Linked DNA regions of Homo sapiens: region 1 is linked to region 2. A link is an interaction called in ENCODE POLR2A ChIA-PET data of the cell type or tissue named here. Cell type or tissue: OCI-LY7. All regions are shown on one strand. Each heading gives the region's core, and the rest is flanking DNA. Links, peaks and the distances in the headings are about the cores only.

Evidence for each region. Peaks named below come from ENCODE experiments on the same cell type or tissue, not always from the same donor. Only the 100,000 strongest peaks of a DNase experiment are listed, where the experiment ranks them.
Region 1: POLR2A ChIA-PET joins it to region 2 with 13 read pairs; 2 of 35 experiments call an interaction of 5 or more read pairs at or near these places.

Annotation. Positions count from the first base shown.
Region 1 is chr7:26,307,676-26,320,512 of GRCh38, reverse strand. All of the region lies in intron 1 of SNX10 (sorting nexin 10), which reads right to left. Among named protein-coding and RNA genes, the nearest start is that of SNX10, 22 kb to the right of the region's middle. In OCI-LY7, for the core only: no CTCF peak of the experiment used is centred there; a DNase peak (open chromatin) is centred at 5,882; H3K4me3 peaks cover 1,031 bases; H3K27ac peaks cover 1,632 bases.
Region 2 is chr7:26,249,686-26,262,522 of GRCh38, reverse strand. No RefSeq gene overlaps it. Among named protein-coding and RNA genes, the nearest start is that of SNX10, 36 kb to the left of the region's middle. RefSeq lists an enhancer at 1-46. In OCI-LY7, for the core only: no CTCF peak of the experiment used is centred there; no DNase peak of the experiment used is centred there.

The DNA of each region.
Region 1 (12,837 bases), core at 2,584-10,583, 58 kb before region 2:
TTGCAGTGAGCAGAGATCGCACCACTGCACTCCAGCCCGGGCAACAGAGTGAGACTCCATCTCAAAAAATAAAAATAAAATAAAATAAATTAAAAAAAGAAGAAGATTCCAGAAAATATATGCCAAGGTAAACAGAAGTGGGATGGGTGAGGGGGCTTTCATTTTTTTACTTTGTACATTCCAGGATTAACAACTTTTTTTTATATATTATTTTTGTGATTTAAAAATATAGGCCGGGAGCAGGGGCTCACACCTGTAATCTCAATACTTTGGGAGGGCGAGGCAGGCAGATCACTTGAGGTCAAGAGTTGGGGACCAGCCTGGCCAACAAGGTGAAACCGTGTCTCTACTAAAAATATGAAAACTAGCCGGTTGTGCTGGTGGGCACCTGTAATCCCAGCTACTCGAGAGGCTGAGGCAGAAGAATCGCTTGAACCCGGGAGGTGGAGGTTGCAGTGAGCCGAGATTGCACCACTGCACTCTGGCCTGGGCAACAGAGTGAGACTCTGTCTCAAAATAAATAAATTAATTAATTAAAAATATAAACAAATATATAAATACAAGTAACATATATATACATATAGATATATAAAATAAAGAAGAGCCCCACACTTCTTTCTTCCTCTTTTGCTGAATTAGGAAAAACCAGTACTAGGGAAGGAAACGTCCTGGAGAAGTGAACACTTGGCTCCTGCTCTCTGAGGCTTTTGTCATTTCCCCCCCGCCTTAGCTAGCACATCAGGTTGTATTTTTGTTTTGTTATCATCAGTCAAAATCAACACTTAATTTTTGAAGCAGGGTTTGCGTTAGAAGAAAAACAAAATAAGAACTGCAGAGCAAATCCAAATGGGTTTTTTTTGTCTTTTTTCCTGGGTTTAGCTCAGCTGAAGATAAATCCAGATGGTCTAGAAGCAAGCTAAGCCCAGACCAATATGTTTGTAATGATATCAGATGCTGATAGACAAAAGCTTTACTGGCCTTCCGTCTCACTGAAATGTCTTTCCAACTCTGCCCATCTCTGAACATATCATTTATTTATAATGTATCCTCCCCTTGCTTCCAAATGGATTTGAAGCAGCTCCCAGATAGATTTAAGGCAACAAACAGTAGTTGACCTGAAAATGGCAAAGCAGTTAACATAGAAACTGAAGAACAGAAATGGCAAGAATGAGGAAGAAGTAAAAATGCTATTTTAAACATAAACTCCTAACATTTCATAAGTATATTTAATTTTCAGTTGTTATATACCAGAGTTCCTCAAGGAGGAGATAATAGCCTAGAAAGATACTGCTACAATATCTACGTCTACTGATTCAGTGAATAAATCTAAATTCAACAAGCTTCCCAATGCTTTTCAGACATGACATTGTTCACAAGCCACTCTTATGACCACAGAAGTACAATAAATCTCTTGACACAGACCTCCCTTCCTCCACTGACACAGGGGTTTGATCATCTCCAATAACTAGCTTGAAAGGCAGCATCAAAGTTTAGAGTTCAGGTTTGGAGTCATTCATATCTCGGTTCAAATCCCCAACTATGCCACTCATGGCTGTGTGACCTTGAACAAGTTACTTAACCTCTCCGAGAAAGCCTCAATATTCTCTTGGAGAAAAAGGGATCTCATGTGGAGAAAAAGTGACTCTTTCATACAGCTACTAGAAGGATTAAATCAGATAATGTACTTAAAGCACTTAGGAAGTATACAAGAAAAATTAAGTATACAAGAAAAATTAAGTATGGGCTGGGTGTAGTGGCTCATGCCTGTAATCCCAGCAATTTGGGAGGCCAAGGCAAACAGATCACTTGAGTCTCAAGTTCGAAAGCAGCCTGGGCAACATGGCAAAACCCCATGTGTACAATAAACACAAAAATTAGCGAAGCATTTTTTTCGGCAGGCACCTATAATCCCAGCTACCCGGGAGGCTAAGATGGGAAGACTGTTTGAGCCCAGGAGGCAGAGATTGCAGTGAGCCATGATCTCGCCATTGCACTCCAACCTGGGCAACAGAGTGAAACCCTGTCTCAAATAATAATAATAACAATAATAAATAAGTATGACCACTGGCTGAATTATTGGTACTTTTTTCTTCAAAATATAAGAACAATGGAAGGTGTAAAAAACGATATTATTCCAATAAAAAAGCTGGATTGGATATCTGCATATACATGTACATCTTCACAGACCAGAGAGACAAAAGCAAGACTCGCCTTTCTCAAAGGATGCACAAGGATCCCTGCACACTTAGCTATAAGAAATAACCACATATACCTGCAAACACTGTGGAAAAAAAAAATCACTGGGCAAATAGTGTACGGCTATTGGTACAGGAAATATGCGTTAGCCTGGCTATTCAAGATTGACTACCATCAGAAATGTAGGCGATGTGATCTAACATTTGCGTCTTAAAATTCTAGTATATTCTGGGCATACTCCAATTGCTTTCAAGTAAGCTCCATTCTGAATGTGTCTTCAAACCAACAGTCCCATAAAGGCCTTTCCCATATCCTAGATGCCGAAGACATTTGGCCTATTAGAAGATCACCATGAAAGCCGGGCGTGGTGGCTCACGTCTGTAATCCCAGCACTTTGAGAGGCCGAGGCAGGCAGATTATGAAGTCAGGAGTTCAAGACCAGCCTGGCCAATATGGTGAAACCCCATCTCTACTAAAAATAAAAAAATTAGCTGGGCGTGGTAGTATGTGCCTTTAATCTCAGCTATGCAGGAGGCTGAGGCAGGAGAATCGCTTGAACCCAAGAGGCAGAGGTTCCAGTGAGCCGAGATCGTGCCACTGCACTCCAGCCTGGGCAACAGAGTGAGACTCTGTCTCAAAAAAAAAAAAAAAAAAAAAGATCAAAGAAGATCACCATTAAATATTCAATATTCATTCAGGCTTCCATTTTTCCAAGTTAATTATTCCCAGGTATTTGGTGGCCCTTGCTACAGAGTAAGAGACTTAAATAAGTGTCTCTTCTAAGTTCCCAGTAAAATGAACAGAAAATGCCAACAGTAATAAAAACTGCCACTACTGATGACTATGTATCGGCCTTGTGCTGAGTATGTTGTATGTTGTTAATTCTCACAATCACCCATTTTACAGATGAAGATACTAAGGCTTAGAGAGGTAAAGTAACTTGTTCAAGGTCATCACCACAAAGTGACCAACGTGCTCAAGGGCAATGCTGGAATTCAAATCCATCTGTCACTAGTTAACCCTACTCACTTTTCAAATCTTGGTTACAATCTCACTACCCAGGGCGCTTGCTCTCACTCCCTCCAACAAGGTCAGCTCTCCCTAGGTAGCTTCCCTTGTACCATCATCTTCCTCTGTAACTCTTATCATAAGAATAAAAGATTATTCTGAGAATAAAAATATCATTACCCTTATTTGGGTAAATGCTGAATTAATGTCTGTGCCCCACCAAACCGTAAATTACAAATGGCATGGCTCCTCACTATTCTTGTTTATTTAGCATCTCCGGCCTCGATCTTGGTAGTATCAGGTATGTAACGCATACAGGAAATATGCATTAGCCTGGCTATTCAAGATTGACTACCATCAGAAATGTAGGCGATGTGATCTAACATTTGCATCTTAAAATTCTAGTATATTCTGGGCATACTCCAATTGCTTGGAGTTTTCCATACACATTCGCACAGACAGCATGAATAAATGGAGAAAAAAAGCGCCCAAAAATACTCAGCAGCTTAGGGCACTGCACTGATGAAGCATGGGCTGCCCAGTGTTCATCCTCCCTGGGCTCAAATCCTGCTAAGTGACCCTGGTCCACCTGCTTACCCTCTGTGCGCCTCGGTATCCTCATCTATAAAACAGTGATCAACAACAGAACCTAATTCTATATAATTATTACAAAGTACAAAGAAGTTAATATGTATAAAACACCTGGCCTAAAGCCTGGCTCATAACAAGCACATAGTAATTGCTGCCATTAATTATTATTATTAGGCTTAAAACCAAAAAACAGAACTACAGTTTGTCATTTGTTTTCCCCACTAGCACAAGCTCAGTGAAGATGAGTGTGGAAATGCCACAAGAGTTAAGGAACAGGTGCTTTCTTTCCCTCTGGTTACTTAATGCAAGGCAAACCCATTACGGTTAAAGGATAATGTAATCACACCAATGATTCATTGTTCCCATCCATAACCTTGGGTTTCTGGAAAATCCTGGGTTGCTGTCAGGTCTGAAATCATGTGATTCTAAGCCAATTTACTAATTAAGCTAGACCAAGAATCCAAAGTTGTCATCTGCTGCAAGGAAATGAGATCCCATTTTTTTTACTCTAGGTTTTTTGTTTTTTTTTTTTTTTTGAGACAGTCTCGCTCTGTCTCCCAGGCTGGAGTGCAGTGGTGCGATCTCGGCTCACTGCAAGCTCTGCCTCTGGGGTTCACGCCATTCTCCTGCCTCGGCCTCTCAAGTAGCTGGGACTACAGGCGCCTGCCACCACGCCCGGCTAGTTTTTGTATTTTGTTTAGTAGAGACGGGGTTTCACCATGTTAGCCAGGATGGTCTCGATCTCCTGACCTCGTGATCCACCCACCTCAGCCTCCCAAAGTGCTGGGATTACAGGAGTGAGCCATCGCGCCCAGCCAACTCTAGGTATAATTTTAAGCAAATAAGTTGCAAAAGATACCTTCTAAATACAAATTTGATAAAAATATAAAATCTCAAATTTGTCAGCTTCAATTTTATTTACATAAAAGAAAGCACCCCCTTTAAAACTGCTTTTCTAATAGAAAATATAAATTCACTTCATTTTGTATTATATTCGCTATCTTGCAGTTTTAAAACCCTATCAAGTATTTTGCAATTTTTTTTTTTTTGAGATGGAGTCTCACTCTGTCGCCCAGGCTAGAAGTGCAGTGGCGAAACCTCAGCTCACTGCAACCTCCGCCTCCTGGGTTCATGCCATTCTCCTGCCTCAGCCTCCCGAGTAGCTGGGATTACAGGCTCCCACCACCAGGCCCTGCTAATTTTTTGTATTTTTAGTAGAGACGGGGTTTCACCATGTTAGCCAGGATGGTCTCTATCTCCTGACCTTGTGATCCGCCCACCTCAGCCTTCCAAAGTGCTGGGATTACAGGCATGAGCCACCACACCCAGCCATATTTTGTGATTTTTAAAAAGCTATGACACTTTTGGGACAATGGGGATAGATTAATGTGACCCTGTTTATTAGATAATGTACTGTATAAAGTTAAATTTCCAGGATATGATAATGGCATTATAGTTATCTAGAAAAATGCCTTTCTTCCTAGGTTCAACTCTTGTAAACAAATATTTCTATGATCACATCTATAGGGTTTTCTGTGCACCCAAACATACAAATTCATTATTTACTCCTGACCAATCCAATTAATACATTTTGTTTAAATTGCTTTTCTGATTCATTTTGGTGGACTCTTTTCACTACATATGGCTTCTATTTTGATTCTTTTTCCTGCTATTTTAATCTGCTTTCTAGTCCCTTCCTTGGTTGTTTTTTTGTTTTGTTTTGAGACAGTCTCACTTGGTCACCCAGGCTGGAGTACAGTGGCACAATCTCAGTTCACTGCAACCTCTGCCTTTCGGGTTCAAGTGATTCTCATGCCTCAGCCTCCCGAGTAGCTGGGACTACAGGTGTGTGCCACTACACACAGCTAATCTTTGTATTTTCAGTAAAGACAGGGTTTCACCTGTTGGCCAGGCTGGTCTCAAACTCTGACCTCAAGTGATCCGCCCGCCTCAGCCTCCCAAAGTGCTGGGATTACAGGCATGAGCCACCACGCCTGGCCTGTTCTTTTTTCTTAAAATACTTTATGCAGAATCCCATGCAGTTCACAGGCTATATTCTTGATACTCAACTATGAAACTGAAAGCCACTAGAAAAAAAGGGAACTGCATATACTACGGAAATAGTTGCTAAATCTCAGCAAATTCACAAGTCAATATAACAACTAAAAGCCCAAGGGTTTCAGAGCAATGTGTTTTAAACAAGCCACACAGGACCCATATTATACTTAGTCATAATATAAAAATATTGCCAGTCTGGCTAACATGGTAAAACTCCATCTACTAAAAATTCAAAAAATTAGCCAGGCATGGTGACACACGCCTGTAATCCCAGCTACTCGGGAGGCTGAGGCAGGAGAATCGTTTGAATGGAGGCAGAGGTTGCAGTGAGCTGAGATACCACCACTGCACTCCAGCCTGGGCAACAGAGTGAGACTCCATCTCAAAAAAAAAAATTGAACAGTAGGCACATTATGTCCTTTACAAGAATGGACTACCCTTTGAAAATATATTGACAGACAAGCCATTTCAGTCTAACAAGATTAAAAAGGAATAACTTTTTTAAAAAGAAAATGGTATTTGTTACCTGTCAGAAATTCAGGTTCTTGGGCCAGGCGTGGCGGCTCACACCTGTAATCCCAGCACTTTGAAAGGAGACTGAGGTGGGAGGATCACCTGAGGTCAGGAGTTCGAGATCAGCCTGGCCAACATGGGGAAACCCCGTCTCTACTAAAAATACAAAAATTAGGTGGGGTAGTGGCATGTGCCTGTAGCCTCCCCAGCTACTCGGGAGGCTGAGACAGGAGAATCACTTGAACCCAGGAAGCGGAGGTTGCAGTGAGCCGAGATCGCGCCTCCACTGCACTTCAGCCTGGCGATAGAGTGAGTCTCCATCTCAGAAAAAGAAAAGAAAAAGAAAAAAGAAATTCAGGTTCTTCAGCACTCAGGATTTCATTACCAGTCTGATGACGGCTCAATTTCACATTTTTTTTTAATTATTATGCCACAAGGGAACAATGATCCTTAGGAGGAGAGAGAATGTGGGGACAAACAGGGGGTGGGGTTTTCTTACATGAATGTTCAGGAAAAGGACAGACTTTAGCCACACTCATTTGGCAGGGCCCCCAATTCGTCTAATGCCTAAATTATTTAACCCTTTGTTAACAGGCAGCCTTTAAAGGCATATCATTCCTCTGAATATTCTTTGCATAGAGTCCCAGATATAGTAGGTCCTCCCATGCTGGCAAAACAATCACAAAAAGCTCAGTTAAGCAAACTCAGCCAAAAAAGGTGCATCAGGTAGTGAAGCAACAGCATTGGGAAGAAAGACATCAGTTTACAGGTTCTAACAAGATCAGGAGTCCACTAGATTAATTAAGCAGCTCTAAAGATCTGCTGTACAACATTGCGCCTATGGCTAACAATACTGTATTATACACTGGAAAGTTTGTTAAGAGGGTAGGTCTCCTGGTGAGTATTCTAATCACAATAAAATGTTCTTTTTTTAAAAAGTGGGGGCAGGTATCTGCTAAATGGTTTTTAGTTAGCCTCGTTCTCTTTTTGTGGCTGTGTACTATTCCATGATGTGAATGCAACACACTTCATTTCACCAGCACCCACTGATAAGACATTCTCGTGCTACTATGAACAGTACGCAGTAAATACCTGCATGAGTAAATTTCTGTAAGTGGAATTGCTGGATCAAGCCATATCATCTGAATCATCAAGATATTGGCAAAGCAACGTATTTACAAATGAGTGGGTTGTTTTCCTGTATCTTCCCTAACATGATCCGTTTGCAAAATGTTTTATCTTTGTCAATCCTAGATAGGCAAAAAATGGCTTATTTCAATGTGATTTAATTAGTATTTTTTTTCAATTATGCATAAGAGCAAGCATTTTTCATGTGTTTAGGTGCCACTATTTTCTTTTTTTTGAGACGGAGTCTCACTCTGTCACCCAGGCTGGAGTGCAGTGGCGTGATCTCGGCTCACTGCAACCTCCGCCTCCCGGGTTCAAGCGATTCTCTTGCCTCAGCCTCTTGAGTAGCTGGGATTACAGGCAAGCGCCAACACGCCTGGCTAATTTTTGTATTTTTAGTAGAGACGGGGTTTCACCATATTGGCCAGGCTGGTCTCGAACGCCTGACCTTGTGATCCGACAGCCTCGGCCTCCCAAAGTGCTGGGATTACAGGCTTGAGCCACCATGCCCGGCACCACTATTTTCTTTTATACAAATTGTTTATGTCTTTCAATCATTTTCTTACAGAGTTCCTGTTCTTTTCCTTATTGGTTCATAGGAGTTCTTTTTGTATTAGGGAAGTTAATCCTTAATACATAACATAAAGTTCAAGTATATTTTTCTGGTTTGTAATCTGTTTGTTTTGCTTATGGTGGTTGCTATGCCAATACTTTTTATTAGATAATGAATTTTATGAAGGTTTTCCTTATGGCTTCCAGGCTTTGCACCATCCTTACAAAGACCACTCCTACTCCAAAGTTATAAAAATATTCTCCTTTAGATTTTTCTAGAGACCAGTCATCTGTGAACAGTGAAAAGTTCTGTTCCATGGTCATGAATTACATCCTTGCCATAATGTGCTATGGGCCATAATGTACAGAAACTAAATTTTTTTGAAGTAACTTTTGTTTTCTGATATTGTGTAATTTATAAAGCACTGTTCCATGACAGCTGACGAGGCAGGCAGTGCAAGACTTATTTGTCCTACTTTACCAGAGAAGTTAAATCACTGCCCAAAGCCACAGAGCCTGGTGCAGACACAAATGCAATGCCAGCTGTTCTCTTATCTCCTCGACACTGCCTCTCTCAACAAAAGGGCAACATCCACGTGCGTGAAAATCTTAAAGGATGTCTCCAAAGTCTTGTTCATACAATTTCAAAATAAAATAACTTTTCTATTCCAAAACAGTATTTATTTAAGTGGGCCACACAGTAATCCAATTAAACAGTGACTCAGCCTCAGAGGGCTGAGCCAATGTTCTCATCAATTGACAGAATTCCATGTTCCTATAGTGTGCCTCTATAACCCTTCAAAATTTAATTGAAAAGTAAGAGATGTAAATGTTCCCAGATGCCCATGGATTCTGTGAAGAGCTGTGTTTCTCAATTTGAAGAGATGGAAGGCAAGGTATGTCTAAATCACCAGGGGCTCTTTTCAACCCCACACACCCTGACAATTCCCTCCCCCCAGTGCAACAGCCCTACACTACAAGAGTATCTTATGCCTTCTCAAGTATGTCAATGATAGAAAAAAATTTTAAGCCACTGGCCAGGTGCAGTGGCACTTTTGGAGGCCGAGGCGGGAGAATCGCTTGAGCCCAGGGGCTCCAGACCAGCCTGGGCAATACAGTGAAACCCCCTCTCTACTAAAAATATTAAAAATTAGCCAGGCCTAGTGGCGCAAGCCTGTAGTCCCAGCTACTTGGGAGGCTAAGGCATGAGAATCCTTGAACCCGAGAGGCGGAGGTTGTACTGAGCTGAGATCCTGACACTGCATTCCAGCCTGGGCGACAGAGCGAGACCCTGTCTCAAAAATAAAAAGAAAAAGAATTTAATTTAAAAATGTTAAACCACTGTCCCAGATAACGGGGTATGCACTTACACAATCCCTATAAGCCTCGCCCCTTCGGTTCCCTGGCCACCCCCTCAGCCAAGCTCTTCTGTACACTCCAGGTGTCTTTTCACAGAGACCAGACTATTAATAGTTCCTCAGCTTGGCCAGGCACGGTGGCTCACGCCTGTAATCCCAGCACTTTGGGAGGCCGAGGTGGGCGGATCACGAGGTCCGGAGATTGAGACCATCCTGGCTAACACGGTGAAACGCCATCTCTACTAAAAATACAAAAAAATTAGCCAGCCGTGGTGGCAGGCGCCTGTAGTTCCAGCTACTCGGGAGGCTGAGACAGGAGAATGGCGTGAACCCCAGGAGGCGGAGCTTGCAGTGAGCCGAGATGGCGCCACTGCACTCCAGCCTGGGAGACAGAGCGAGACTCTGTCTCAAAAAAAAAAAAAAAATTGTTCCTCGCCAGATCCTTCCTCAGTCCCCTCGTGCTGCTGTACTCTCGACATTCTCCCCTTTCCACCTCCCCACCCCCAACTCACCAAGGTGGCTCCTTCCCAGCTTCAGATCTTGGTTTAAAGGCCACCTCCCCAAAGAGGGTTCCCTAACCACCCACTAAAGCAGACTCCCCTAGGAACTCTATCCTTTCATTTTCTCCTCGGACTTTGTCGCAGTCTATATTAATTTATTATTTATCTATTAATCTATTTTCTTGAGGATTATATGTCCTCTGAAAAGTCCCTTGAGGGCAGGGACCTTGCCCAATTATTTATGCTTTACAACTTTAGCACTTAGCACAGTGCCTGGCATATTGTCAGTGCCCAGAAAATATGCAGTATATTAAATTTGATTGAATGAGTTCCAGCTGGTTTTCTCCATTTCTGCATCTCCATCAAGTTTCTAAGCCGCCCAACCACCTGGGAAGGGAAGATGGGTTGACAGTCGCCCGCCTCTCGGGCCAGCCCACCTGTGAGCCCACTCATGGTTAATCATTCGTCTTGTGAGGAAAGAAAGCATTTAGCCAGCAACAACGCAGAGTGAAGTGGCCTCTGTTTTCTATCTTTCCTCCTAAACTAACTCCACTGGACTGTGGAGGATGAGACTGGGGAATAATGTTAAAATTATGCCATTAAAAATCCAAAATAGCAATAAGGCCAAAAAAAATTGTTTACTATGTCCCAGACACCGTGCAAAGCTTGCAACATGTATTATCTCATCTAATCCTGGTAAGGGCCCCAGAGGCCAGGTATCATTATTACTTCAATTTTGCAAATAAGGAAAAGGCACCTAAGGCTGTGCAGCTGATCAAGTGAAGAAGCCAGGATCGCGGCCCAGGCAGCCAGACTCAGAGGAGCCCTCACCCTCACCACAAGGTACCCCTACATCCAACAGGGCACCCAAGCATCCCCCTTAGAAATAAATGCTTAAAAGACAGCAGTGAGTGAAAAATACCAACCCAAAGTGAGTTACTAACGGCTCAAATGCTTTAGGGATGAAGGTTGGGGGTAGAGTTCTTCCCACATACATGAACCCGGGAGAAGCCAACAGCCGGATACCTGAAAAGACGTAATACTTATCTTCCGAAAAGAGGTAATACTGAGAAAAGTGCAGTGCATTCACTCGGCAGACCTGGTTAGGGTCACTAGCTATGAAGGGCCACCTAAGGCTAAGCAGAGGACAGTGGCAAGTCAGTCCAGTACATAATCACTGAGAACCGACTGGGTGAGCGTTCCAGGTTTGGTCCTGGTGAGGGATTTTTTTTTTTTTTTTGGATGATTAAGTAACACTCCTTGAGTTCTAATACCTAAAGATGTCAAGACTCAGATATGAAACAGGCCACTTCTAACGCAATGCTCACTGTGATGTGCCAGAAGAACTGCACTGATAGCAGGGCTAACCGGAAGAATGGAGGGGGAGGCTTCATGGAGAAGGCAAGGCTTGACTAGGTCTTGATGCTCGCATTAGGACAGGCAGAGAAAACAGGACCAGCCTGTGGTGATTAAGAGGCAGTAATGAGTTTGGGAGAAGTGAGGGGCCCAGTCCCCCATGAATGGAGGGCTGTGCTGGCAGAATATCACAAGGGGGTTTGTCTGAAGAGCTGTCTGAGAAACTCAAACTCAAAGCATTTTTTTTAATTCTCTTACTCAAAGACAATCGATCAACATAGAAGATTGCTGTGACCAAGTGTGTGGGGACTTCTTCCCACCAACAAGCAAGCAATCAATTCTGCAGTAGATACCAGCTGGGTGTCCTCCAACCCAGTTCAATTCTGACCCTACCTACCTGGGGACATTATCAGATCCCAGAGGTTGAGGCTCAGACCCAAATGACTGCCCCCACTTAAAGTGCCCATCTCAAGCCCCAGGCTGTTTCGCCTGTGCTTCTGACTCACTGGCTATAAACTGGGGATCCCATGACCTCCTCCTTGGGTTTGATTAATTTGCTAGAGCGGCTCACAAAACTTATTACTGGTTTATTATAAAGGATAGTACAAAGGACACAGATGGAGACGCACAGGACAAGGTATGGGTATGGAGCTCCCATACCTCCCCAGGTGCACCACCCCCCAGGAACCTCCACGTGTTCAGCCTTCCAGAAGCCCTCCAAACCCTGTCCTCTTGGGCCTTTTACACAGACTTCATTGAACAGGGATGACTGAAGCAGGGGCAACCATGCAGAAATATGATTGGACAAAAAGGACATGACCCAATACTAACAGACTGAGTGGGGAACCCAGAAAGGCCTGTCTGTTCAGATTCTTCTGGGCCGCTTGGTGCAACATTGCTTCCCCCAGGGTAAAGGGCAGAACCCCTCCTGAAATGAGGGTCTTATGATCTACAATCAGACAAGGTAAGTCTGAGAATTTCTTTATGGAAACACAGGGGAAGATTAGCCTTGGGGAGAAAAAGGAGCAGGTTGAAGGGAGAACAGGAGAAAGTCAGCAAGAGGTACTGTTTTCTGAGGCCTGCTTCTGAGGCCTAAAACACCCAAACACTGTAACAAGGGCTATGGGATTTATGGGCCAGGAACTGTGGACAAAACCAACATATATATCATAATATCACAGGCTGTGGTAAGCATTTTAGGATTGGGAAGTCCCTGAAGAACAAAAGGAGGAATTTGGACTTCTATCCTGTTGGAAGGCAGGGATGGAGTAAGTGGAAGCTTGACATGATGGCAGTGATTCATCTGGGATGGGTGTTGGAAGGATTGCCAGGGAGAGAAATTACAAGCCATGAGCTTCATCAAAAGACTGATGAAGGTAAACTACAGACTGTCCACTTTGGGTGATGATAATGTATCAGTGCAGGTTCATCAACTGTTACCAATGTACCCCCACGGTGCTGATGTTGATAATGGGAGAGGTGGGTTATGGGGAGCAGGGAAGCTCTGTACTTTCATTTTTGCTGTGAATCTAAAACTGCTCTAAAAAATAAAGACTATTAAAAAAAAAAAAAGAATG
Region 2 (12,837 bases), core at 3,014-11,013:
GGTACACCTCCCAGACGGGGTGGTGGCCGGGCAGAGGGGATCCTCACTTCCCAGTAGGGGCGGCCGGGCAGAGGCGCCCCTCACCTCCCGGACGGGGCGGCTGGCCGGGCAGGGGCTGACCCCCCCACCTCCCTCCGGACGGGGCGGCTGGCCGGGCAGGGGCTGACCCCCCCACCTCCCTCCCGGACGGGGCGGCTGGCCGGGTGGGGGGCTGACCCCCCCACCTCCCTCCCAGACGGGGCGGCTGGCCGGGCAGAGGGGCTCCTCACTTCCCAGTAGGGACGGCCAGGCAGAGGCGCCCCTCACCTCCCGGACGGGGCGGCTGGCCCGGCAGGGGGCTGACCCCCCCACCTCCCTCCCGGACGGGGCGGCTGGCCGGGCAGAGGGGCTCCTCACTTCCCAGTAGGGGCGGCTGCCGGGCGGGGAGGCTCCTCACTTCTCAGACGGGGCGGCTGTGGGCGGAGGGGCTCCTCACTTCTCAGACGGGTCAGTTGCCAGTCAGAGGGTCTCCTCACTTCTCAGATGGGGCGGCCGGGTAGAGACGCTCTTCCCCTCCCAGACGGGGTCGCAGCCGGGCAGAGGTGCTCCTCACATCCCAGACGGGGCGGCGGGGCAGAGGCGCTCCCCACATCTCAGAAGATGGGCGGCCGGGCAGAGACGCTCCTCACTTCCTAGATGTGATGGCGGCCGGGAAGAGGCGCTCCTCACTTCCTAGATGGGATGGCGGCCGGGCAGAGATGCTCCTCACTTTCCAGACTGGGCAGCCAGGCAGAGGGGCTCCTCACATCCCAGACGATGGGTGGCCAGGCAGAGACGCTCCTCACTTCCCAGACGGGGTGGCGGCCGGGCAGAGGCTGCAATCTCGGCACTTTGGGAGGCCAAGGCAGGCGGCTGGGAGGTGGAGTTTGTAGCGAGTGGAGATCACGCCACTGCACTCCAGCCTGGGCACCATTGAGCACTGAGTGAACAAGACTCCGTCTGCAATCCCGGCACCTCGGGAGGCCGAGGCTGGCGGATCACTCGCGGTTAGGAGCTGGAGACCGGCCCGGCCAACACAGCGAAACCCCGTCTCCACCAAAAAAATACGAAAACCAGTCAGGCGTAGCAGTGCGCGCCTGCAATCGCAGGCACTGGGCAGGCTGAGGCAGGATAATCAGGCAGGGAGGCTGCAGTGAGCCGAGATGGCAGCAGTACAGTCCAGCTTCGGCTCGGCATCAGAGGGAGACCGTGGAAAGAGGGAGAGGGGAGACCGTGGAAAGGGGAGGGGGAGAGGGAGAGGGAGAGGGAGAGGGAGCTGGACTTGTTATTTAACTTCTCTGATCTTTATTTATAAGTAACCCATGTTAATGTCACTCTCTAAACTCAGATGTGCAAGAAATATCTTGACTTAAAAAAAAGTCAACAAACTAGCTTTTAGCTGAGCGTGGTGGTTCACACCTGTAAGTCCGGCACTTTGGGAGGCTGAGGCTGGTGGATCACTTGAGGTCAGGAGTTCCAGACCAGCCTGGCCAACATGGTGAAACTACATCTTTACTAAAAAATACAAAAATTAGCCAGGTGTAGTGTCGCATGCTTGTAGTCCCGGCTACTCAGGGGGCTGAAACATGAGAATCGCTTGAACCCGGGAGACGGAGGTTGCAGTGAGCTGAGATCGTACCACTGCACTCCAGCCTGGGGTGACAGAGTGAGACTCCATTTCAAAAAAAAAAAAGAAAGTAAAGAAGTAAAAGAATGGCTACTCTATAGACACAGTAAAAGAGTGAGACTCCATTTAAAAAAAAAATAAATAAGGCCGGGCACGGTGGCTCACGGCTGTAATCCCAGCACTTTGGGAGGCCGAGGCGGGTGTATCATGAGGTCAGGAGATCAAGACCATCCTGGCTAACACGGTGAAACCCCATCTCTACTAAAAATACCAAAAAAAAAATTAGCCGGGCGTGGTGGCAGGCACCTGTAGTCCCAGCTACTCGGGAGGCTGGGGCAGGAGAATGGCGTGAACCCGGGAGGCAGAGCTTGCAGTGAGCCGAGATCATGCCACTGCACTCCAGCCTGGACAACAGAGCAAGACTCTGTCTTAAAAAAAAAATTAAAAGACTTTAGGGACAAAATTCTTACTTTTATGTTATGTTATTTATTTATTTGTTTATTCTGAGACGGAGTCTTGCTCTTGTCGCCCAGGCTGGAATGCAATGGCACAATCTTGGCTCACTGCAACCTCCGCCTCCCAGGTTCAAGCGAGTCTACTGCCTCAGGCTCCGGAGTAGCTGGGATTACAGGCATGCACCACCATCCCCGGCTAATTTTTGTATTTTTAGTAGAGATGGGGTTTCACCATGTCGGCTAGGCTGGTCTGGAACTCCTGACCTCATGGTCTGCCTGCCTCGGCCTCCCAAAGTGCTGGGATTACAGGTGTGAGCCACCCCGCCAGGCCACAAAATTCTTAATTTTAAATGCTGCAGAATTTAAGAGCTTGTTTGGATTAATGCAGAACCCACAGCTCATTACTGAACAATCACTGAGTATTTGTGATCCAAATGCACAGGGAGTTATTCCTGAAAAAGCAATCAGCCTAGTGGGTGAGATTATGCCATGATAAGGTCTGTTTTGCCCTGAGAAGGGGACTGCCTAACTCTCCCTAATAAAATACCAAGCGAAGTACCCCAGATGAAGCAGCTAATATGTTTCTTATGCAAGCTTTGTTGGACTAGCTTTATGATAGCTCTGATATCCTCCCACCTAATATGTCTATCACCCAGGTCATGGTAAATTTGGAGGTTAAGGAGCCCTTTTTCATGGTGCCCCTCCCACAGAATTATAGGTCTGTTTGCCTTATCAAATCTGCTGCCCTCATAGGTCTTACAGATGCAACTCCCTGCTGGGAAACCAAACCCTTTTCACCAGAAAAGGTAAGATGGTCTGGGGATTAAAAAAGGCTTCCTGGGACCAGAACATAAACACATACAGGTTAATGGAATTATAAAATGTAAGATGTAAGATGTTTAAACAAGCTTTATGTAAGGTAGTTGTAACCTCTTTTACCTAAATGTCTTATGAAAGTGGGTGCTATACATAACTGAGGGATGTTCTCCTTTCTAGTATTATAAAACTGAAGACAGCCAGGCGCGGTGGCTCACGCCTGTAATCCCAGCGCTTTGGGAGGCTGAGGCGGGCGGATCACAAGGTCAGGAGATAGATACCATCTTGGTAAACACGGCGAAACCCTGTCTCTACTAAAAATACAAAAAATTAGCCAGGCATGGCGGCATGCACCTGTTAATCCCAGCTACTGAGAGGCTGAGGCAGGAGAATCGTTTGAACCTGGGAGGTGGAAGTTGCAGTGAGCCGAGATTGCACCACTGCACTCTAGCCTGGGCGACAGAGCGAGACTCTGTCTCAAAAAACAAACAAACAAACAAAACTGAAGACATGTAAATCTGCTTGTGTAAATTCTCCACTGCATAACCTTTTGTGTGGAGCATTTATTAGGACTCATGGCAAAAACTGTGAGTACTTTTCAATAACAACAACTGAGCTAGAGAAGTTCTACTTGATGGGGCATTTGCTGCCTTGCTATGGAGTATTAACTGAAGCTGCCCCTGTACTAATAGAAGTAATGTTTCCCAACAAGTTCCATGATAAATAAAAATGGTTTACGTGAAATTTTGCTACCTAATAAGCCAAGAGCCTTTGTCCTAAGGACTAATTGTGAGAAGCTGATAAATTCTATAGTGCCAAATAGCTCCTGTGTTTGTTTGAAAATGGCATTTCCAAGGTAAACAAACATCTTGTTTTAAAAGCTGATGCTCTAGTTAAAGGAGGGTCAGGAACATCTTTTCCTTTTAAGTTATTTGGGTAAAGTATGTTTAGGTAAGCAAATTTACCTTTCTGAGTTCTCCAAAATTCAGATTGTAATTTTATAACAGTATAGTTGTCTGCATGAGTTCAATAATAGTTAATTGTTTTAAGGGAAAAGTGTAATACTTAATACTAGATTTCAGCCCTAACTTTTTAAGTGTAGGTTAAATCATTATTTCTTGGATACAATAAATCTTTAGAAAGTACCAAATTATAATTTTTTCTTCAGATTTTTAGTTGGTTCCCTAATGGAATAGGTTCCTTTTTCTGTTTTAACATGCGAATTACTCTCATAACTGTCAAAACTATAAATGTTATTTATCTCTCCTTGTTTTACTTCCAAGGAAACCAAAATCATGGTATTCTGAAGACCAGAGATATGAGTCTCCCCCATTTGGCATCCCACTGGACCCCGATCTGTTTCGCTCCCAATTCTCCACTGCTAAAACTATACAAGCTGCCTCCCTCTAGGCCCAGGACTATCGCGGAAGACGTGGGCACATAAGATTTAAGAGCCAGTTTTGAGGGATAAAATTAGGAGAAGATCAAACTTCCAAATTAAGAAGGGGGTACAAAAAATGCCTAAACAGCTGGTAAAACAAGTTTAGTTGCCTTCTAAACTGTTATGTGTCACTTTTGCATACACCCCTACCACACAAAAATTTTCTGCTTACTATAAAATTTTAAAAATATATTTATTAATGGGGTAAAATACCTTTTAACAAAGCCTCCTGGTCATAATACTCCCAATTATAAGTTGTGAAGATAAATATATCTATACATATATACACATTTTTAATAATTTTTCAGAACAATGCTTATGTTTTGTATTGCTAGTTGCTGTAAGTCTGTAACAGAAACCAAGCTTACAGTAGCTCAACACATAGAAATTAAAAATAAGTTAGTCTTCTAACTTTGCATTTTGGTTTTATTGATGGCTTTTTCTTTCTTTTTGGGAGGGGGATGGGGTCTCGTTCTGTCACCCAGGCTGGAGTGCAATGGCGCAATCTCAGCTCACTGCAACCTCCACCTCCTGGGTTCAAGTGATTCTCCTGCCTCGGCCTCCCGAGTAGCTGGGATTACAGGCACCTGCTACCGCACCTGCCAAATTTTTTTTTTTTTTTTTTTTTTGAGATGGAGTCTCGCTCTGTCACCCAGGCTGGAGTGCAGTGGCACGATTTCGACTCACTGCAAGCTCACCTGGGTTCACGCCATTCTCCTGCCTCAGCCTCCCAAGTAGCTGGGACTACAGGCGCCTGCCACCATGCCCAGCTAATTTTTTGTACTTTTAGTAGAGACAGGGTTTCACCGTGTTAGCCAGAATGGTCTCGATCTCCTGACCTTGTGATCCGCCCGCCTTGGCCTCCCAAAATGCTGGGATTATAGGCATGAGCCACTGCACCCGGCCTAATTTTTGTATTTTTAATAGAGTCGGGGTTTCACCATCTTGGCCAGGCTGGTCTCAAACTCCTGACCTCGTGATCCACCCACCTCGGCCTCCCAAAGTACTGTGATTTTTTAACTTAAAATAATATTAGGAAGTAATGAATGCCTGTCCACATTCATTCCTATCTGGCCTGGAACAATTAATTGGCTGTAAGACTTCTGACTCTTTTTTTTTTTTTTTTTTTTTAAGTCTTTTGACTCTTAAAGCCCTCGGCCATAGGGAATCCTGCAGAGGAAAAACTGACACTGTGGAATTATGTGACTTCTCCTATGACAAAACCTTTTCTCTCCCAAATACCAGTATATGGTGCAATACAAAAGTGGTGGGAAAAAGAGATTTGTCTACTGTTAACAAGTCTGTAACAATTTAGACACTAAGGACCAGGCATTTTTTGCATTTAATTTATACCCTCCTCAGGATGCTATACCTATGGAGATAAATTGGCCGGAAGAGAGATTAAACTTATTAAATTATAATTTAATTTTGGTCCCACGATTTTCAAGTAAGATTTATCACAAGGTCCAAATAATCCTTGATAAGGACAATAAACACATTGTGAGTCTGATCAAAGAATATGATGATGCACAGGGGTTTTCTTCTGGCTGACTGGATTGTTTACTGCCCTCTGATTCTACCTATAACCTTGAATGTCCAAACCTTCACTATCTTTATGATATTTGTTACTGTATTAACATTAGACATTTCTTGTAAATGTTATGGCAGATACAGCGGAAGGAAAAGGCAAATTTAAAGACCTGAATCATGATCGCTTAGAAAATAGATCTGATCCAGAATTTTTTTAGACTAAACCCTAAGCCTGACTCCATCTCACCCCTTAAACAATTGGCTATTACATCGGGTTAGGCCATATCCTCCCACCATGATCCAAATCACTAATATTTAAAACTATTACCATCAAATCAGAGAACTCTAGGAACAAGCCTTTGTAGCACTGTGGGTCCCTGCCAGATTGCCAAATCAGACACTAATTTAGCCGGGCATGGCAGTGTGCACCTGTAATCCCAGCTACTCGGGAGGCTGAGACAGGAGAATTGCTTGAACCCGGGAGGCGGAGGTTTCAGTGAGCCAAGATGGCACCACTGCACTCCAGCCTGGGTGACAGAGCGAGACTCCGTCTCAGAAAAAAAAAAGAAACAATTTACAACCTGCTCTCTCTCTGAAGTCTGCTATCTGAGAGCTTCCTCTGCACAATAAAACTTGGTCTCCACAATATCTTAACCTGAACATTCCTTTCTATCAATCCCAGGTCTTTAGACAAACTCAAGCAATTGTCAACCAGAAAAATGTTTAAATTTAGCTATAGCCTGGAAGCCCCCTGCTTTGAATTGTCCCGCCTTTGTGAACAAAACCAATGTATTTCTTGAGTATTTGATTGATGTCTCATGCCTCCTTGAAATGTATAAAACCAAGCTGTGCCCGACCACGTTGGGAACATGTTCTCAGGACCTCTTAAGGACTGTGTCACGGGCCGTGCCATTCATATTTGACTCAGAATAAATCTCTTAAAATATTTTACAGAGTTTGACTCTTTTCGTCGAGAAGGACCACCCACCAAAGTGAGAGCTGGGGCTGGTGAATTCATTTAGAGGCAGGAACTTGCCTCCCCACTCTAAGTTCGAGGCGGAATGAACTACTGTGACAGGGTAATTTTTTAAAGGATCAATTCATATTCTTTTTTCCTTCCCCTTTGTCTTTTTCTCCCCTTCCTTTTTCTCCCATTCAAGCAAAAATCAGAAATATTGCATCTCCTAGCTTTGGCTTCCAAAACCCTCCATTGAGATTAAGCTAGGTGTGAAACATTAAGAGGAAGTATGACCCTTAAGAATGCATTTGGGGCCAGGCACGGTGGCTCATGCCTGTAATCCCAGCACTTTGGGAGGCCAAGGTGTGAGGATCACAAGGTCAGGAGTTTGAGACCGGCCTGGCCAACATAGTGAAACCCCATCTCTACTAAAAATACAAAAATGAGCTGGGTGGGGTGGCACACGCCTGTGGTCCCAGCTACTCGGGAGGCTGAGGGAGGAGAATAGCTTGAACCCAGGAGGCAGAGGTTGCAGTGAGCTGGCACTACGCCATTGCACTCCAGCCTGGGTGACAGAATGAGAGTCCGTCTCAAAAAAAAAAAAAAAGAATGCATTTGGAGGCCAGGTGTGGTGGCTCACGCCTGTAATCCCAGCACTTTAGCAGGCCAAGGCAGGCGGATCACTTGAGGTCAGGAGTTCGAGACCAGCCTGGCCAACATGTTGAAACACTGTCTCTATTAAAAATACAAAAATTAGCCAGGCATAGTGGCGGGTGCCTGTAATCCCAGCTACTGGGGAGGCTGAGGTGGGAGAATTGCTTGAACCCGGGGGTGGAGGTTGCAATCTCTGTCCAAGATTGTGCCACTGCACTCCAGCCTGGGCAACAAAGCATGACTCCATCTCCAAAGAAAAAAAAAAAAAGCATTTGGGCCGGGCTGGGCGTGGTGGCTTATGCCTATAATCCCAGCATTTTGGGAGGCCAAGGCGAGAAGATCACTGGAGCCCAGGAGCTCAAGACCAGGCAACATAAGGAGACTCCGTCGCTACGAGAAAATACAAAATTTAGCCAGGGAGCATGGTGCATGCGTGTAGTCCCAGCTACTTGGGAGGCTTAGGTGGGAGGATCCCTTGAGCCAAGGAGTTTCAGACTGCCGTGATCATACCACTGCGCTCTAGTCTGGGCAACAGAGAAAGACCCTGTCTTGAAAAAAAAAAAGTGTATTTCACTCTCACATAAAAACTGAGAGGTGGTCACTGCAGTGTTGTTCAGGGAACCAGGATTTTATTTTTTTGCTCTGCTGTGTGTGGCTTCTGATTTCAAGATCACTGCATGGTGCAAGACAACTTTCCTACATGGCAGGCATCGTTCTAATCCCTCTTGTATGCATTATCTTGTAATACTCATAACAGCCCTGTGAGGTAAGTGCTATTATTACCTCCATTTTGCAGATAAGTCAGATAAATAACTTGTCAACCATCAAGTTTATGCTCTTAAACCATATTTTTAGAGATTATATCTCCCTATCCAGGAACCTGGCTCATGACTTACTCTGCATTTATTTAGGTCTCCTTTAATTTCTTGCACATCTTTTATTAAATTTATTAGTAGGTTCTCTATTTTGCTCTTGTTACTGATATCATTTGGGATATTATATTTTCTTTGAGGCTGATGAATCTAAAATGTAATTGAATTTTGTGTATTGACTTTATATCCAGCTATCTTACTAAGCTTATTAACTATAATAATTTGTCTAAAGGATTTTGAGTTTTCTATGTAAACATTTATATCATCTCTGAATAAAACCAGTTTTGTTTCTTCCTTTTCACTCCTAATACCTGCCCACCTCCCTTTTCTCCTTCTCCTCTCCTTTCCTTCCTCCCTCCCTTTCTTGTCTTACTGCATTGGTTACAAGCTCTAGAAATGAGAACAGTGAGCATCCTCTTCTTGATCCTGGTTTTTAAAGAGAAAGTTTCTAAAGTTTTACTAAGAATGATGTTTACTATAGGTTTTTGTAGATAGTCTTTATTTGGCTAACAAGAATTGCTCTCTAGTCTTGGTTTGCTAAGGGTTTTTCCATAAACGCTTTTCCTACAACTATTGAGAATGTGTTTTTTTCTTTAATCTATTAATGTAATAAATTACATTTACAAAAATTTTTAGTGTTAGATGAAATATATTTCAGGGATAAAGTGAACTTAAGTTGTAGTATCTTTTCTATGTTTTGTTGCATTCAGTTTTGAAACTAAACAAAAACTAATATTTTGTTTAGTTTCACACCTATGTTTACGAGTGGGATTAGTCTGTAATTTTCATTTTTTATATTATCCATATCTAGTTTAGGTATCAAGATCACACTAGCCTCATAGACTAAATTGAGGACTGTTTCTTCTTTTTATATCCTTTGGAAGCCTTGTATTAAATTGGAATTATCTGTTCCTTGAAAGGTTAGAAAAATTTTCTTGTAGGCATGGTGATTTATTTTTAAACATTATCTTAATTTTTTATTTTTAAATAATTTCAGCTTATAGAAAACTTACAAGTACACTACAAAGAACTCCCATAAAATTTTCATTCAGATGACCCAATTATTGACGTTCTATCACATTTGTCTTATTATTCTATCTCTCTCTCAAGACACATACACACACAAATGCTTTTTTTTTTTTTTTTTTTTTTTTTTGAGATGGAGTTTCGCTCTTGTTGCCCAGGCTGGAGTGCAATGGCGTGCTCTTGGCTCACCACAACCTCCGCTTCCCGGGTTCAAGTGAATCTCCTGCCTCAGCCTCCCAAGTAGCTGGGATTACAGGCATGTGCCACCATGCCCGGCTAATTTTGTATTTTTAGTAGAAACCAGGTTTCTCCATGTTGGTCAGGCTGGTCTTGAACTCCCGACCTCAGGTGATCCGCCCATCTCGGCCTCCCAAAGTGCTGGGATTACAGGCATGAGCCACTGCGCCTGGCCACACAGTTTTTTTTTTTTTTCTCTCTCTCTTTTTTTAAATAGAGATGGGGTCTCACTGTGTTACCCAGGATGGTCTTGAACTTCTGGGCTCAAGCTATCCTCCCACCTTGGCCTCTCAAAGTACTAGGATTACAGGCATGAGCCACTGAGCCCAGACTCTATTTTTCTGAACACTTTTAGAATAAATTGAGGATATGAAGTTCCATTACCCCGTAATACTTTCAGTGCATATTTCCTAAAATGAAAACCACTCTCCTAATTAACCACGTAATACTCACAAAATAAAGAAATAAACATATATATACACATATATATATACATATATATATATTTTGTTTGTTTGTTTTTTGTTTTTTTTTTTTGAGACGGAGTCTCGCTGTCGCCCAGGCTGGAGTGCAGTGGCGCGATCTCGGCTCACTGCAGGCTCCACCCCCTGGGGTTCACGCCATTCTCTTGACTCAGCCTCCGGAGTAGCTGGGACTACAGGCGCCCGCCACCTCGCCCGGCTAATTTTTGTATTTTTAGTAGAGACGGGGTTTCACCGTGTTAGCCAGGATGGTCTCCATTTCCTGACCTCGTGATCTGCCCGCCTCGGCCTCCCAAAGTGCTAGGATTACAGGCGTGAGCCACTGCGCCCGGCCAGATATTACATTTTCATTTATCCACAGAACTCATTCAAATTTCACCAGTCATCCTAATGATGTCATTTATAGGTCTGGGGTCCAATCCAAGGTTGAATTGCACGTACTTATTCTGCCTCTTTAGTCTTTCCAATTTGGCACAGTTCCTCAGGCTTTCATGTCTTTCATGACCTTGACATTTTTAAAAAGAACAGTTTAGTTATATTGTAGATTGTTCTGAAATTTAGGCTTACCTGATAATTTCTTATGATTAGATTCAATCTATGCATTTTTGGCGAAAAACACACAGTGATAGGTTTTCCTGCCACACATCAGAAAGCACATAGTGATTTGTCCCATTACTGTTTTTGTTGTTTTTTTTTTTTTGAGACTGAGTCTCACTCTTATTGCCCAGGCTGGAGTGCAATGGCATGATCTTGGCTCACTGCAACCTCCGCCTCCGGGGTTCAAGTGATTCTCCTGCCTCAGCGGCATGAGTAGCTGGGATTACAGGCACCTGCCGCCAAGCCTGGCTAATTTTTGTATTTTTAGTAGAGACGGGGTTTCACCATGTTGGCCAGGCTGGTCTCGAACTCCTGACCTCAGGTGATCTCCCCACCTCAGCCTCCCAAAGTGCTGGGATTACAGGCATGAGCCACCGCGCCCAGCTGTGACATTAACTTTTATCCATTGGTTTAGATAATGTCTCTCTTTTTTCATCACTGTAAGTGAAACAGTATTTTGTACTATTAATAATAAATGATTATTTTTGTGATACTTTAGACTACATAAATGTCCTGTTCCTCATCCAATTTATATCCACAAATTTCAGGATTTATTGGTGATTCCTGTCTGAATCATTTATTATTATTATGGTGGTTGCCAATTGGTGATTTTTTTTCTATTCTTTTCTTTTTCTAGAGACAGGGTCTCACTCTCTTGCACAGGCCGAAGTGCAGTGGTGTGATTATAGCTCACTGCGGCCTCCAATCTCTGGGCTCAAGCAATGCTCCCACCTCAGCCTCCCAAGTAGCTGGGAGAACAGTCGTGCACCATTGCCATGATCTCTTCTTATAAAGCCACTAGGTCCCTTCCCATGATAATCCATTAATCTGTGAATGAACTAATCCATTCACGAGGGCAGAGCTCTCATGATCCAATCATCTCTTAAAGGCCCCACCTCTAAATACTGCCAATATTGCCAGATTGAGGACCTTTCTTTTTTCTTTCTCTTTCTTTCTCTCTCTTTATTTCCTTTCCTTTCCTTTTTTTGTTTCTTTTTTTTTTTTTTTTTTTTGAGAACAGGACCTCACTGTTGCCCAGGCTGGAATGCAGTGGTGCGATCTCGGGTCACTGCAACCTCCGCCTCCCAGGTTCAAGCAATTCTCCCACCTCAGCCTCCCCAGTAGCTGGGAATACAGGCTACTGTATAATTTTTTATATTTTTGGTAGAGATGGGGTTTCACCATATTGGGTAGGCTGGTCTCGAACTCCTGACCATAAGGTTCTTGTATTGGTTCGAACCCTGAAAGTATGCCAATAGACAACACGAGGCGGTGTGGAGCAACATGCTGTTTTAATGAGCGCCTGGGTGCAGGCAGGCTGAGGCCTAAAATGGCGTCATCCTGAGGTGAGGTTTTATAGTCTCTTGTAAACAGGAAGTGTCCTAGTCTGACGTTACTGCTACGTTGTACACAGATGGCCTCTTTCTGGATCTTCAGGGGTACGTGTCTTCCTGCCGGCTTTCTTCCTGCTTCTGCTACCTTGCTGGCGCACGCTGCTGGCACAAGTAGCCTTGCACCTTGGGACTGGGCCTGAGAAGGGAGGAGTCATTCATCTCCTTTAGCTTGCAGGCCCCAGAGAGAATCTTACATTCCTATTTGGTTATAGAAAAGGGAAAAGGGACGACTTTCTCAATAACTACTTCAGGTGTGACATAGGGGTGGAGTGGGCACCTTGGAAAAAGAAAAACCTAATTTTTGGGGTATTCTTGAGAGACGGGTTATCCATCGTGTCGTTGTAGCAGGAGCATCGTCTGGATTGTCTGGCGGTTAACTGTACTTTCAACAAGAGTTTTAATGGCTTTTAGCTTTTATTATCAGTGGGATAACACAGGGGAGAAACAGAAGGAGCCCAATGATGAAGATTACTGTCCCTACCAGTGCTTTAAATCCTCCTAAATGAGAGAACCACCCTCCTAGAAGGTTTGTTGGGTCTCATCCCTTCCAGGTTTGGACTGGTACATGGGCTACTTTTCTGATGTTTGAAGCGATTTCTAGAACCGCTTTTCTATTATCGCCTATGTTAAGACAGCAGTTAGAGATATTAAATTTACCACAGACTCCACTCTCTGGAGTTTTTGTATTTTTAGTGGAGATGGGGTTCCACCATGTTGGCCAGGGTGGTCT